Regions from separate parts of the Homo sapiens genome. Here region 2 is linked to region 1. The links are chromatin loops, found by intact Hi-C in ENCODE. Cell type or tissue: chondrocyte. All regions are shown on one strand. Each heading gives the region's core, and the rest is flanking DNA. Links, peaks and the distances in the headings are about the cores only. Region 1 has its middle 17 kb from the start of OR10P1. Region 2 overlaps LOC107984515 (a long non-coding RNA gene).

What was found. Hi-C counts contacts between places; a loop is a spot of excess contacts. Peaks named below come from ENCODE experiments on the same cell type or tissue, not always from the same donor. Only the 100,000 strongest peaks of a DNase experiment are listed, where the experiment ranks them.
Region 2: it touches region 1 in a loop (3.0-fold over the local background); 17 of 110 quality-filtered maps call a loop at or near these places.

Annotation. Positions count from the first base shown.
Region 1 is chr12:55,615,462-55,623,802 of GRCh38, reverse strand. No RefSeq gene overlaps it. Among named protein-coding and RNA genes, the nearest start is that of OR10P1, 17 kb to the left of the region's middle. In chondrocyte, for the core only: CTCF peaks have their summits at 3,785, 3,988 (motif pointing right) and 4,225; a DNase peak (open chromatin) is centred at 6,603.
Region 2 is chr12:54,989,269-54,997,609 of GRCh38, reverse strand. All of the region lies in intron 1 of LOC107984515 (a long non-coding RNA gene), which reads right to left. Among named protein-coding and RNA genes, the nearest start is that of TESPA1, 8.7 kb to the right of the region's middle. RefSeq lists enhancers at 5,498-5,547, 6,208-6,397. In chondrocyte, for the core only: a CTCF peak has its summit at 4,189 (motif pointing left); no DNase peak of the experiment used is centred there.

The DNA.
Region 1 (8,341 bases), core at 171-8,170:
AATAGCAAGACAACAGTAAAAAATAATACAAATGGAAAAACCAGTAGAGTATAACAACTGTTTACATAGCATTTACATTGTATTAGGTATTATAAGTAATCTAGAGATGATTTAAAGCATATGGGGGATGTGCATAGGTTATCTGGAAATCCTACACCATTTTATGTAGGGACTTGAGCATCCTTGGATTTTGGTATTTGTAGGGAGTCCTGGACTCATTCCCCCATGGATACCGAGGGATGACTGTGTGCATATATATATAGTCAACCTCCACATCCATGGGTTCCATATCTGTGGATTCATCCAACCTTGGATCAAAAACATTCTGGGAAAAAATTCAGGCCTCTGGGCCTAAGGACAGAGAAACTGAGCCAGGCTTTCTCCTCCAGGGGTAGCTCTCCTGCTTCATTCACAGGGATGTGAAATGAAGGTGGAACATCAGCTCCCTAGAAAGGAGTTTGTGTTAAGGCTCTTTGTGGGTCTGAAAACTACCCTGACAAGTCCAGGATAGGTGGTCAACTTGATTGATTGGTGGACATATAGGCACATAAATGGATGGGCAATTGGCCAGATGAACAGAAGATGGATAGGTGGAGATGTGGATGGTTGGCTGAATGACTGAAGGGCTAGGTGACCCCTGAAAGTGGGGGTGATGCTCTCAGAGTGTGTGTGAAGTAGAAAGAGGCTCTTGAGGAATTGCCCCACTGAAGGAGGGGACCTCTGGCTTGGAAGGTCATCAGAGGTCTGTTTTGATTTTGGAATCGAGAAAGACAGTCTTTTCTTAAACTTGAGACCTGACAAAGAATGTCCAATATTTCTATTAGTCACAGACTCTGGGGACCAAGCCTGTAGCCTGTGTGTAGTGTGTATTGCCATGAGTGAGGTGTGAATTGTGTGTAGTTTAAGTGTGATGGGCCTATGGGTGTTTGTGGTGTATTTGGTGGAGGGTAGTATGTGGAAGGTGGGTGTCTATAGGCTGCCCTCTGGACTGATTTTTCTCCAGCCTTCAGCATAGCTTCTATCTGGGGTGTCTGGAGATGTCTTTCATCTCTCTTTTAATCAGAGCTCCTGTTTCTTGGACCCAATGTCTTTCTCTTTCTTAGCTTACTTTTGTTTTGGGAGGGTATACACTTCAGTAGCTCCATGTGCTATTGGATGGTGGAATACAATTTTTGGTACTTTGCACATCTGAAAAAAGTATTCTATTTTTGTACTTGATTGAGAGTTGGCTGGGTATAGTAGTCTAGATGGAATTAATGTTTCTTTAGAATTTCTAAGGTATTGTTTTGTTGTCTTCAGGCTTCCAATGCTGTGTTGAGATATCTGAATCCTTACATAGCCATCTCCTGTTTAATATCAATAATCTGTTCATGAAAATCAGATGTTCTGTGTGAATATGCTACCTGGGAACCTATTTCTCATCACTTTGAGTGGTAAAAAATATTATGTGATACATGTCTACCCTAAACCTTCAACCAATTGCCTAAAACATAATAAAGTAACATGTTATCATAAATAACAAGCTATTATGTTTGGATAGAAAATGCTTAAAACATCACACCTGATCATCAATTAACATGGTTGTTAACAAACAGTTGCGTTGTATGTAACAACATAGCCTGTCTTCTAGCCAGCAACATTCAATACGCACATTCTTTCTCAGGACGCCTATTTCAAATTATCTCTCTGTGTATTTAGAATGTAACCCAAGACTATACAATGCTTTTGTTGAAATGTCTGGAGTTTTTGGAATGAAATATGAAGTTTTCTCACATAAACACCAGCTGAGAATGATGCACATTTAAAAATATTGGGAACATGCTACTTTAATCACCTTAAAATTGCTTTTGTCAGAAACAAAAAGGAGTTTCTTGTCTCTTTTCAGCTTAGAAAGATGTTGAAAAGTTCTTTTGGGGGGTGGGGTAGAGAGAGATTGAGAGAGAGAGAGACTCTAATCTTGAAACTGTTGTGTACAAATTGATTTAAAGGTGTTCAGAGGATTGATTCCCAGAAATTGCTTTCTATTTGGAAATTCTCTTCTGAATATAAATTTTTAAAGCATTTTATTGAGACGTAAAACTTTATTTGTAAAGGTGCGAAATTTTTCTTTTGAAATGCCTACTTAAAAGATGAATATATGGATGTGACCTGGCGAGACAGTTTGGATGCTTGGGACAAATCTGATGAGCAAATATATCTGTAGATTTTAGTGTTTCTTAGATCACCATGATTTCAAGATACAATGAATAGAATGGCCAAGAACTCAAGCCACGTTTGCTTTAAGGCTTTAAACTTTTCTCTAAAACTAAACTAAAAACAAGCCTAATGGCTACTGATTTTTGGCCTGTGGCCATTTAAATGTTTCCGACTTTGATCTGTGATTGCTTTACTTCATCAGGGCTGCTGAAGTCTGTCTCTGTTCCCTTTTTATTTAGAAAGTATATCAAACCTGATACCAAAAAAGTTAGTGATTTGATTTGAGCACCACCCATTTTATGTTTACACGTTAAAAAATTAAACATTTTTTACAGACAGGCAGAACAGAGAAGATTGTAGTGAATCCGCATATGCCAATTACTCAAGTTCTGCTATTTTGGGATTTTGATAACACTTTCTTTGTTTTTTGTTTTTTGAGACGGAGTCTTTCTCTGTTGCCTACAGTGCAGTGGCACGATCTCAGCTCATTGCAACCTCTGCCTCCTGGATTCAAGCGATTCTCCTGCCTCAGCCTCCCGAGCAGCTGGGATTACAGGCATGCGCCACCATGCCCAGCTAACTTTTATTTTTTATTTTTAGTAGAGATGGGGTTTCACCATGTTGACTAGGCGGGTATCAAATTTCTGACCTCCAGTAATCCACTCACCTTGGCTTCCCAAAGTGCAGGGATTACAGGTGTGAGCCACTGTGCCCGGCCTCAATTCTTATATCTAGAAACCATGGATGGTCTTAGAAATACTGAAATCTGGAAATACAATTTTGCTCATTAGATTTGTTCCAAGCATCCAACCTATCTGGCCAGGTCATATCCATATGTTCACCTTTTAAATAGAAGTTAAAAAAAGTTTTGTGTCTTCACAAATCAAGTTTCATATTTCAATAATATATTTAAAAATCTTGTACTTACAAGGAAATTTCCAAGTACAGCGTAATTTGTGAGAACCCTTCCTTTGAAAACACCTTAAAATCTATTTGTAAATGGCAGCCTCGAGGTTACGGGGTTCCTAATTTCCTCTCCCTCCCACCTTCTTCCTTCTCGCCTTCCCATTTTTTTTGTTCCTTTCCTTTCTTTCCCTCTTCAGTTCTTCTTTAGCCTTTATTTCCCCCCTTTCTTCTTCCTTCATCCATATCCCCACCACCCAGAAGGTGCTGCCTTTTGAGGATAAAAACAAAAATTACTTTACACATGTTAAAACAGCATTGCAAATTACAGCAGTTCTGAGCTCCATTGTCCTCCTCCTCCTCATAGAAGACCTTGGCACACATTATTACAAAGGGAGGAAAAGAAAATTCCAAGTTATTGTCCTTCCTACTTGAGGTGTGATGTGGAAAGAGCAGATGTATGGTCAATTATAACAATTTTCTTTAATAATTTTATTTTTATATTTTAAATTTTTCTTTATTTTTCCTTAAAATTAAAAAAAATAAAGACAAGTTTTCACCATGTTGGTCAGGCTGGTCTCAAACTCCTGATCTTGACTGAGCTGCCGGCCTCTGTGTCTTAAAGTGCTGAGATTACAGGTGTGAGCCACCATGCCTGGTGATATTTTAATTTTTATTGAGTGCCCTTAAGGCTCCTCCTTGGCAATTGTATTTAGGCAGAGTTTATTAATCTGTGAGTACTCCCCTTCAGTGTTTGACATTTTCTAAAGAAAAAAGTCTCCACTAGAGGGAAGTGTTTGTTTAGATCATTCCTGGACAGTGATTCCACTGCGTGAGAATTTAAGTCCTTTCAAGAATTTCTTAACACGTGGTGTGTGTGAGACGTTGCAAAAATAATATGTCCCACTAGAGGGAGCCATTTACCCAGATTATCTCTGGAATATTGAGTCTATGACCTGAGAATTTGGTCCCGTCTACACGTAGACATGCTAAAAGCAATGTCCTAGGTCCTCAGCCCCCACCTCCCATTCCACAGTTCCCATGGATGCCTTATACAGGAATTATTTTCACATCATAATAACTTTGAAATGGAAGATGGGATAAATTTGCAAGCTACTAATGCAGTGTGCTAGTGCTTAATATGAGACTGCATATTGTTGGCAGATACAGCATTTGTTTACCTTAACCTGGCTCATAAATTGTGTGTCTATGGGGTTTGGTGAAAGGAAAGAAAAACATTCACTCAAGACTGACTCAGTTTGGGAAGTAAGCAGATGGGTACATCCTCCTCCTGCCTATTTTCTTTTCTTCTTCTTCTTTTTTTTTACTTTGTCACCCAGGTTGGAGTGCAGTGGTGCCATCTTGGCTCACTGCAGCCTCCACCTTCTGGGCTCAAGCAATCCTCCCACCTCAGCCTCCTCAGTAGCTGGGACCACAGTAGCTGAGCCACCATGCCCTGCTAATTTTATTATATTTTATTTTTTTGAGATGGAGTTTTGTTCTTGTAGCCCAGGCTCAAGTGCAATGATATGGTCTTGGCTCACTGCAAACTCTGCCTCCCAGGTTCAAGTGATTCTCCTGCCTCAGCTTCTGAAGTAGCTGGGATTACAGGCGTGCACAACCACACCTGGCTGATTTTTTTTTTTTTGAGACGGAATCTCACTCTTGTCAACCAGGCTGGAGTATAGTGGCACGCTCTCGGCTCACTGCAACCTCCACCTCCCGGGTTTAAGTGATTCTCCTGCCACAGCCTCCTGAGTAGCTGGGATTACAGACACCTGCCACCTCATCCAGCTAATTTTTGTACTTTTAGTAGAGATGGGGTTTCACCATGTTGGCCAGGCTGGTCTTGAACTCCTGACCTCATGCCTGCCTTGGCCTCCCAAAGTGCTGGGATTACAGGCATGAGCCACTGCGCCTGGCCAGCTAATTTTTTTTTGTATTTTTAGTAGAGACGGGGTTTCACCATGTTGCCCAGGCTGTCTCAAACTCCTGCACTCAAGCAATCCACCCACCTCGGCTTCCCAATGCTGAGACTACAGACGTGAGCCACTGCACCTGGCCCTCCTGCCCATTTTCTGAACTTTTTGAGAAATACATATTCAGAGTGGGCAGCTCTAGGCACCTCTCTTATATACCATCTGATAATTTTATTATCAGGGGACAGAGTCCTTGGAGAAGGGTGGCCCAGAAATGCTCCCGACGAGAGTGTGGGACTTCAGGCCACAAGTGACTTTTGAGCTTTTCTGGAGACTTTACAATCTTATTTCACATAGAATATGCATTCAAGTCAGGGTCCTTGGGACTAGAATTTCAAAATCCACCAGGTCAGTATCCCCATCTGAGTCTCACCTTGGAAGCCAGTTGCCCAGTGGGGAGAGCATTGAATGCTCCAGAAGAAAAAGAAATAGTTCTGCCTCAGTTGGCCTCCTGTTTAGAGCTTATTTCCTTGATAACTTCCTGTAGTCTGTGACCATACATGAGAAGAAACCAGGTTCAACTTCCTGATTTTATCAAATCAATTTCAACTTACATGGGAAAACACTCTCTTATCTCAACTTCTTAATCCTAGATCCTTAATCAAGGGTCACCATGTGTTTGCCACATATATTTACTTTTTGTTAGTGTATTGGCTAATTTTCATTGATTCATAAATCACCCTAATACTTAATGGCTTATACAACATCATTTATTTAGTTTATGATTTTGTGGGTTGGCAATTTAGCATAGGCTTGTTTGGGTAGTTCTTCTGTTGGTCTTTGATAGGCTCACCCATGCCTCCTCAGTGGCCAGCTGGGGAGTTCTGCCATGGGGTTTGTGTGTATGTGAGACTATTGTCAGGTGGGATGATGGGGGCAAGTGGATTACGTGTCTTTTGTCATCTAGTAAGCTAGCCCAGGCTTGTTCACATGGTGGTCAGAGGATACGTTTTTTGAGTTTCTGCTCGCATTATGTTTGCTGGTGTCACATTGCCCAAAGCAAGCCACATGGCCAATTCCAGAGTCAGTGTAGAAGGTCACTACCAAAGAGGGTGGCTGTAGGGAGGCAAAGAATGTGTGACCATTTCCTGCAGTCTCTGACAGTTGGTCACATTTGACATGTGGACTATGTGAGGGCTGTTGAAATACAGGAGTAGAGTGAATCCAAGAGGGATTCTAAGGGAAGAGACAACAGGAGTGGGTGACAGATAGTAGGGAAGAGTCAGGGATGACTTCAAAGTGTTTAGTCTCAAAGAGTGAAAGGTTAATGGTGCCATGGATGTCAATGGGGATGATTTGGAGTGAGTGTTGGGAATAAACTCCTCTCAGAGAAGGTGATATCTCTGCATCTCTGTTACCTCAAAAGAGGCAACATGGTGAGGGGCTAGGGATGAAAGGTAATGGGGCAATAGTGACACAGGATTTTTCTTGGTCACTTTGCAACAAGCTGGGGACCTCCAGCTGGTGATACCCCTGCCTGGGCCTTCCTTGGCCACACTACCTGCCGCAGAAGAGAGCCCGCCCACTCAACCCGCCAGGGCCATGCTTGGCTTGTGCACTGGCTCAGCCTGTGGCTGGGCCAGGTGTGCCCCTGCCCGCCTGTGTTATAACTCATACCCTTGTTTAGCAGTTCCTAAATTCTTGTCCCATGCCCAAGAAGAATGAGGATATGCCCACCATTGAAGGTGATGACGGTGGAGAATTTTATTGAGCAACAAAACAGCTCTTGGTGGAGATGCTATGGGAAGATGGTCTCTCATCTGAAGTTGGGTTGTCTCTCTCCCCATGTGCCTAAGTCCGGGGCTTTTATGGGCTCAGAATAGGGGAGTGCATGCTGATTGGTTTGTGAGTACGAAAAAAAGTAAAAAAAAAGAGGCATCACTCAAAGGTGGGCACGATAGTGTTATAAAAACCAATTAGGGAAGGGTAGGCATATATAAAATAGGTGAATGGTGGAGATCAATCAGAGGAAAGTGCACCAAACAGGAAGGCAGGTTCTCAATCTGGTCTGTGGATTTCACTTGTAGCTTGGATTTTGGGCTTTAAACTGTCTTTGGCTTGAAGGTGGGGTTTCATTGGGGATCCGCCCCTATCTACCTTGGCATTTGTCTGCCTCATGCCTCTATTAATAGGGGCAATTCTATTTCAAATAAAGGTGAAGTATAGAAGGAACATTGGATGTGGTTTGCAGAGAAGTAGAACACTGAAATGAGATACAAGATTTGGAGGAAAAAATGGGGATGAGGCAAGAGAAAGTTTGAAGACAACACTGTCTCTTAGGTTTATTTTCCTACAGAAAACCCACAGGGCCCTGGGAGCTGAGGAGTGGTAAGGACTTGGTTATTAGTGGGATAGGTAGTAGGAAGAGAGGTCCTGCTGACCTGCTGGCAAATAAACTTGGAACTTCTCCTTACTGAGTTGGAGTCTGGAAGCCCCTCATTCTTCTGGGGCTAGATGTAGATATAAACTTGGTGGGGGAGCTAGAGGAGATGTTAGCATCAGGCAGAAAAGTGAGAAGTCATCTCTCACCACATGGAACACGTTTTTCTATCTTTCCAAACATCTCATTCATTTCTCTGTTAATGAATTTGTCCCGGATTTGGAATTCTTGTCATCCATTGACTTTACCTGGTTTATTGGCAACAGTAGAGAGAAGAAACTCTTGGTAAACTTCCATCTCTTGTTATTCTTGAAAGTAATCTCTCTTGAGAAATCAACTTTGAGTATTAATTATATGTAGAGTCACTCATTTTTGTTTTCTAAAAATTGAACACAATTTTTTATACTGTTAATTGAAATGGGTATAATGAGTGTTTACATTGAACAACTCCCTAGTGGAGGGCCATGAGCTCTTGGCCTCAGTTTCCTCATTTGTAAAATAAAGAGGCTAAGCCCACAGGATAGGCAGCCTTTAAGATGGCCCCCAATAGTCTTTACCTCTTGGTTTATTCACTTGTGTAATCCCCACCCTTTGAGTATAGGGTTGATATAGTGAATTACTTCTAACAAATAAAATATGGCAAAAGTGATGGGATGATGTTTCTTAGATTAGGTTACAAAAAGACTGGCTTTTATCTTGGGTACTTTCTTATTCACTCAGCTTGATGGAATCCAGTGGTCATGTTTTAAATTATCTTTTGGAGAGGGCTACATGACAAGAAATTGAGGGAATACAACAGCTGATGAGGATTTAAAATTAGCTAGCAACCATAGATGTGAGCTTGGAAGGAGGTCCTCCCTCAGTCATGCCTTCAGATGAGACC
Region 2 (8,341 bases), core at 151-8,150, 630 kb after region 1:
TTGAAGGTATGATTCAAATCCAGGCTTGTCTGACTCTAAACACTGTGCTAATAATCCACAACTCCAAATAGCTATTATCCTCTCCATTTATATATGGGGAAACTGAGGCTCAGAGTGGTAAAGTAATTTGCATTTGCTCAAAATGTGAGTTACTATCAGAAGTTAAAATAGAATTTGGATCTTATGCAATACTGTCTCTTTACCAGAGGACATATGGGGGAAAAGAAGAAGATATTGTTTGCCGAGGAAAGAGCTGGATATACAGAAAGAAACAAATAGAAACCAGGTTTCCTCACCCTCAACCCAATGCTCTTTCACTGTAAGTGACAAATGTGACAACAGCTAAAGTCTCTGCTCCTTTCTTAAGTACTAGATGATATACTAAGCTTTACATACTCCCTCATTTCACTTGCACATCACTTTGAGGTCGCCACTATGATCGTCTCGTGTTACATGAGAAGGCGAAGGCTTCAAGGATGTGTAACTTGCCCAAATTCAAATAGCAGGTTAATGACAGAGCAGGGAGTCAAACCCAGACAGGCCATTCTCTAGTCACTGCCTCCCTATGGAACACACGGCCCCTCCAGGCATCATCGCATCCCTCCCGTTGTCAGAAAATCTTGGAGATCCATAGAAATCTTTCTTTATGACAAACATAAGCCAGTCCCACTCAGATGTCTGTCTGTTATTGCAGAGAGTAGGTAGACATGTAGGGATACACTGGGGATCCTTTTCTTTACCCTCAGAGTTAATTTTCCCTGTGGCTTTTAACCTTTCCTCTCCCCTTCAAGGACTCGCAAAATCATTCTGGCCCTACCCTAACTGCCTCTTGTCTTCTAAGAAAAAGCAGAGGAGAAGCCAGTTTCTCCTTTTCCTTCATACTTTGAGGTTCTGTTGCTCTTTCAGCTCTGTTTTTCCCAGGCAAATACCTCCCACTGGGGCCTTGAGAACCACTGGGAGTCAGAGGCAAGAGAAGCCAGCTTTCCTCCTCCCAAAGGAGGAAGATATGGAAGCTGTGCTCTCAGGCCTCTGGAAACCCAAGTTAGCTAGAGGAGAACCCCCAACGCCCGCCTGCAGAGTTCTGCTTGCTCAGCTGCTCAGCATCTGCCCTGCACCCAGAACTGGGTCTTCCCTAGGGTTCCTGCCAATCTCCTGGGCTCTGGCAAGAGGAACCAGGGGTGCAGATGTGTCCTGCATCCTGAAGCCTGCGGGCATCACTGGGCAGCCCCACAGCTCACGTTCAGGAAACCATCTTGATTGTACAGATTTCCTCCTGCTGATGTCCTCCACCCCTACAGATTTCTCTCCTTATCTCTTCTCCCTCACTCCTCTAAATCCACACGTGCCCTAAAAGGGCACATGATAAAATTACACAGATCTCTTGACTAAAAGTCAAAAGGCTTGATTTTCCCACTAGCTGTGTGGGCATTGATTTTCATCTGTCAAATGAGACAATTGGCATCTGCTCTCCATTTCCCACAACTTGTCATGAGAATGTGAGGAAAATGTGTATTTAAAAAGCTGGTATGTCAGTGACAAGCCAATGTTAGTATTGTCACTGCAATCAATGGATTATAAAGTAGCGTATATAATGCATATAGGTTTCAGAATCAGAGACATCAAGCTTTAAATCGTGGCCTTCTACAGAGACTCCTGAACCTCAGTTTCTTCATCTGTATAATTGGAATGCTAGTGCCTGCCTTGAAGGGTTGCTGTGAGATTTACACGAGAGGATGTACAGAGAAACAACCAGAAGAGAGATGGGTGAGTTGGAAGAGCTTAATGTATGTTTCTTTTCTCCCATATTCTAATGTTTTCCAAATTTAATCCAGAGCTGTTAGGTCTCTGCACTTATGATTGTGCTGGTTGTTCCTTGCACAAGGGAATCTGCCCAAAGGAACAAATCCATCCAAAATGTGTGATCTGAGCCTGGGCTGCACTGGCCTGATAGGAGGACATCACCAATCTACCAAGATTCGTATGTGCTAGACTCAAGGTTAAAAGATTACCTGGAGCAGGTCAGAACTTGGGTACCAGAGTCCCAGACAAAAGGAAGGCCTAGGCTGGGTGCGGTGGCTCACACCTGTAATCCCAGCACTTTGAGAGGCTGAGGCGGACAGATCACTTGAGGTCAGGAGTTCGAGACCAGCCTGGCCAACATGGTGAGACCCCGTTTCTACTAAAAATACAAAAATTAGTTGGGTGTGGTGGCAGGCGCCTGTAATCCCAGCTACTCGGAAGGCTGAGGCAGGAGATTTGCTTGAACCCAGGAAGCACAGGTTGCAGTGAGCTGAGATCGCACCACTGTACTCTAGCCTAGGAGCCAGAGCGAGATTCCATCTCAAAAAATAAAACAAACCAAAAAAAAAAAAAAAAAAAAAAGGAAGGTCTACAATGTGTCAGAGTTGAAGATAGTAAAATCACACACTCACAGTTTCTAGGGTGACATTTCTAAACATGGTTCTGATTTTATCCTATCCAGCTCAATATATTTTTGATGACTCCCAACTCTTAAGAAGATAAAATACCAAAACTAGTAGGTGAGAGTTGAAAGCTTAATAAGGAATAGGATATTGACATAGTTTGAAAATATTTAAAAGTACTTTTTAATTTAAAAAGGAAAATTATAAATTTACAGTGGAAAAAAAGAATACCACATTATATTACCAATAATAGGAAAACTGATACTACATACTTCCTGATGTGATGCACTGGGGAGACATCATCACATGTAGTAATCCTGACAAAATTGTCTAACGCAGATTGAATCACATGAACTGCAGACAAATCAAATTGAGAGATGCTCTACAGAATAGAAGGACTATACTCTTTAAAAATATCAACATCAAGTACACCATGGACACAAAGCAGGAAGCAACTTTGGGTCTACTTGAGGGTAATGAGTGGGAGGAGGGTGAGGATCAGAAAACTACCCATTAGGTACTATGCTCATTACCTGGGTGATGAAAGAATGTGTACAGCAAACCCCGCAACACCCAATTTACCCATGTAACATGTACCCCTGAACCTAAAACAAAAATTGGAAAGGAAAAAAATTCAATTTCCATGAAAGATAAAGAAAAGTAGAGAAAGAATTTCAGATTTAAGGAGACAAAAGAGACATGAAAACTATATGCAGTGTGTGATCCTACATATTATTTGGAAAACAATAAAGTCTGTAAACTAGATGATTGTATCAATGTTATTTTTAAAATTTTGATAATTATACTATAGTTATGAAAATTATTGTCTTTAATTTTAAGAGGCAAAGGGGCATAATATCTACAACTGATTCTCAAAATGTTGGGAAAAAATACATTATAATAAAGCAAAATATTAACAATTTTAAGTCAGAGTGACAGGTGTACAGAAGTTCTCTATTTCAAAGGAAAACTGTTAAAGTTAAAACAAATTTCATAACCCAAAATATGGTATTCAAGATTTCTTAGATCTAAACTTAATTTAGGTTAATTATCTTAGGTTCCACTCACTCTTTCTCATAACACAACTCACAGTATAGCCATGCTGAGCTACTTGATTTTTCCCAAACATACCCTATACTTTTCCATCTTGGTATTTATGCTCACTCAAATCTCTCTGTGAGTACAGACTACTTTTTACTCCTTAACCTTTTGAAATTCTATTCAACCCTGAAAACTGTTTAATTTAAAATGAGCAATCTGGCCGGGCATGGTGGTAGTTCATACCTGTAATCCCAGCACTTTGGGAGGCTGAGGGGGGAGAATTGCTTGAGCCCAGGAGTTTGAGACCAGCCTGGGCAACTAAGTAAGATCCTGTCTCTACAAAAAAATTAGCCAGGCATGGTGGTGGTGCCTAGTCCCAGCTACTCGAGAGGCTGAGGTTGGAAGATCTTTGGAGCCCAGGAGGTCGAAGCAGCAGTGAGCCATCACTGTGCCACTGCACTCCAGCCTGGGCCCTGGGGAGACCCTGTCTCCAAAGACGAAAAAGAAATCCAAAAAAATAAAAGGAAGAAATCTTCGATTGCTTATTCAGCTCCTAAATTCGTTCAATCTCCTGTGATACAAATCAGACAAACAGGGGTTGTCCAGATACTCCATAATTGGGTTAATTCATCAGTCTGGGTTAGACAACCTCCTGGGCAGTGGGCTAATCTGAGATTTCCACCTATGTAACTGTGAGATTAAAGAATGGGTATAGGCTGCCACCTGGTGGTCATTAGGAGTACAGTCTTGAGCTGCATAACAATATTCTGATCAAGGATGGACCGCATATACCACAGTCTCGTAAGATTATAATGGAGCTGGAAAATTCCTATCACCTAGTGACGTCGTAGCCATGGTAATGTGGTAGCACAATGCATTACTCACGTTTACTTGCATGTTTGTGTTGATTGCTCGTGTAAACAAACACTGCGTGCCAGTCATATAAAAGTAGAGTACATACATCTACGTATAGTACATATTTAATAATGATAATAAACAACTGTTACTGGAGTAACAGTTTTTGTATGTAGTTTATGTATTTACTGCATTATACTTTTATGTATAGTGCTCTGTACCTATACATATACTAAACTGCACTATACTTTTATGTATAGTTTATGTATAGTTATGTATAGTTTATGTAGTTTATGTGTTTACTGCACTATACTTTTTATTGTTGTCTTACAGTGCACTACTTCTACTTGTTTAAAAAGTGAACTGTAAAGCAGCCTTAGGCAGGTCCTTCAGGACCTCTTCCAGAAGGCATCGTCCTCATAGGGAGATGACAGCTCCATGCCCCTGAAGACCTTCCAGTGGGATAAGATGTGGAGGTGCAAGCCAGTGATATTGATTATCTTGACCCTGTGTGGGCCAAAAGTAATGTGTGTATTTGTGTCATAATTTTTTTAAAAAGTTTAAAAAGTAAAATAAAATAATTTAAAAATTAAAAAAGCTTATCAAATAAGGATATAAATAAAATATTTTTGTACAGCTGTACAATGTGTGTTTTCAGCTAAGTGTTATTAACAAAAAAGTCAAAAATTTAAAATTGTATAAAATAAAAAAATTACAGTAAGTTAAGGTTAATTTATTAATGAAGAGAGAAAAATATTTTTAAGTAAGTTTAGTGTAGCTTAAGTGTCCAGTGTTTATAGAGTCTACAGTGATGTACAGTAATGTCCTAGGCCTTCACGGTCACCTGCACCCACTCACTCACTCACCCAGAGCAACTTCGAGTTCTACAAGCCACATTCATGGTAAGTGTCCTATACAGGTGTACCATTTTTTATCTCTTATACTATATTTTTATTGTACTGTTTCTATGTTAAGATGTGTTAAGAGCTACAAACACTTCCCACTGTGTTCCAATTGCCTACAGCATTCAGTACAGTAACATGCTGTCCAGATTTGAAGCCGAGGAGGAATAGATTGCATCATATAGCCAAGGCGTGCAGTAGGCTATACCATCCGGGTTTGTGTAAATGCACTCTATGATGTTCACACAAGGACGCATTTCTCAGAGCATGTCCCCGTCACTAAGTGATGTATGACTGTGTAACAGGTTGGGGGTTCATCTGTGAAGACAGAGGTTTGCAGGGTGGGAAAAGTCAGAAAGAGACACAATCTTACTTAATTCATCTATGGATCACAATATCCACTTTTGAGATTGTTTTCAGGATTCAAGTTAAGATATATTAGTCATTTTTCGCAGAGTATTCACTCATTAAATGATAGTATTATTAGAAATATAAAACATTACACTGGGAAGAACCCTAAAGACAGTTTATTTTTACTTCCTCATTTTACATTTAAGGACTCTGAAACCCAGAAAAGAAGCAGAGTAAGGCCTAAAGGACAGGATTTTTTACTTCTCACTCCTTAACGCATAGGTCAAAAGGGACAGGTTCAGTGTAAGTATAGGGAAAATTATAATATGTAGCTGTGGAGCACTTTAAGTCATTTAAATCTCCTTCACTCCCACTTTCTCAGTTGTTCCTACCTTCTAAGGGAGGCAGGACAGGCTATGGGAGCAGGATGAGTGTTGCCAGGCCAGGTGCCTGAGAAAGATGAGATGTTTCCTCCAGTGGGTGGACAAGAGAAGTTGCCTTTTGCAGTTTGGGTGGGTGGTTACACTTCAGTTTCACTTTCTCTTGCATGTAAATCATTTCCCTCAGATTCTCTCTCTGCTTCTCTCTGATTCAGTGTCTCTTCTCTCTTTTCCTCCTCCACCTCTTCCTCCTACTCTTTCTCAAACCTAACAGAGAGAACTCTCCTTGGATCTGACACTCCTGCGCGCGCGGAACATACTCTGGGGTGCCACATGGACCATCTCGCCACCTGCAGATATCCCTCTGATCAGAAGGCCGCAGTTGTCCCATTTCCTCTGATTAACTGACACTACACTGAGGAAACACTTAACATCTTTCCAGAAACCTTGGTCTATCGTTCTGCAGTTCATTGCTGGGTTCTGCCCCACACCCTCTTCTGCTTTGACCTGTGTCCACCGCGCACCAGGGTCTCCAGTCTCCTGTGGACAGCGAGTGCAGTCTGACTTTGGTAGAGTGGCCTCAGACTTCAGCGCCTCCCCTTTGTGGAGGTGAGAGAAGAACCTAGGCTCTTAAAAAAAAATCTGCCCCTTCCTCCAATCTGTGACCTCCTGCCCCTTTCTCACAATAACCCATGTTTTCATGTTCTACCTCTAATCTCTAACCCCATATTCATTCACCCTACCTATTCTTCCCTTATACCAAATCTACAACAACGCCCGAATTTTACCTGCTATTGTGTCTTTTGATGCCTATCCTTTTCAAGGCTTTAGAATGTTGGGTCTGAAGAACCTGGTTTTAAATGTTCCCCAAATCCATGAAGTCACTAACCCCTGATGCTCCCTTCATGGTTTCTCCAAGGTTGCTATAGTCTGAATGTTCATGCCAGCCCCCCAAATTCATATGTTGAAACTTTAACCCCCAAGGTGATGGTATCATGAGGTGGCATTTTGGTGAAATGATTAGGTCAGGAGAGCAGAGCCCTCACGATCAGGATTAGGGCCTTATAAGAGAGACCCCAGAGAGCTAGCTCTCCCTTCCCATCACATGAGGACACAGTGAGAAGACAGGTATCTATGACTTAGGAAGTAGGCTCTCACCAGACACCAAATCCGCCAGCACCTTGATTTTGGACTTCTCTCCAGAACTGCCAGAAATAAATTACTGTTGTTTGTAAATCACCCATTTTATGGGATTTTCTCTGTTGTAGCAGATGAACATACTAAGGTAATAGCTCAACCCACCTTAAATCCTCTATCATCTAAAAATTTTGACTGCTTTTCACTCCTCCTCTTCTTTCTTTCCCCATCAATAATTATACCGTTGCTATAAGTGTTTACTTTGTACCAGGTCCCAGGTGTAGGGAGGAACCCTGCTGGAAGCCCTCTTTTCTTTTGGGAAGAGAGATCAAGTTTTAAAACTCTTCCACATTTCTTGTTTGTCAAGTCCATGAGATTTTTCTTGATAGATCTCTCTCTAGCCCTGAAAGTCTCCTGCCTCCCATCCTATGAAACCCTCAGATCTCTCCTCCTCCACTGCACTTACACCCACATCCAGGCTCTGTCCTCCTCCATGGGCTTACAAAACACTGAGCACTCACCATGCAAATCACACAGAAGAACTCAATTAAGACCTGTGATTCTGAGTTAAATGGGCTTGATCAAAAGAAAGATGAAACATAGGCTCACTGAGAATTCAATCCTGTGTTCATAGCCATCTGAATATAATCAAAGATGTTAATGTCACGATTTAATCCAGAGAAGTGGCTGTAGTGGAAGAAAACTTTTCCAAAATAATTTCCTTGGGATGTTCCAAGGAAGGAAGGAAAGATAAGGGAAGGGTAGGGAAGGAGAGGGGAGGGGAGGGGAGGGCAGGGGAATCCATAGGCCAATACATTTGGGAAATACAAAACTTTCTCCTTCTAGGAGAGTCACAATTCATGTTAATCTATTAAAAGCCTCAAGAAGTTATGCCTTAAAGCAGGGGGCCTCAACCCCTGGACCACAGACCAGCACAGTTTGGTTGCCTGTTAGGAACCTGGCCTCACAGCAGGAAGGTGAGTGGCAGGCATGATCATCTGAAGTGGAACAGTTTCATCGCCAAACCCTCCCCCTCACCCTGCTCCCATGGAAAAATTGTCTTCCATGAAACCAGTCCTTGATGCCAAAAGGTTGGGGACCACTGCCTTAAAGGAACATGTTTGTCTTTTGTTAACCCTGTATTTCCCCAAATTACTTGATCATACTAGAAAATAAGCCCTCTAAGGGACAGTATTTGATACTGTTTCTCCCCCTTGTATATCTTCCTCTCCTTCTATACTCCCCTCAGTCC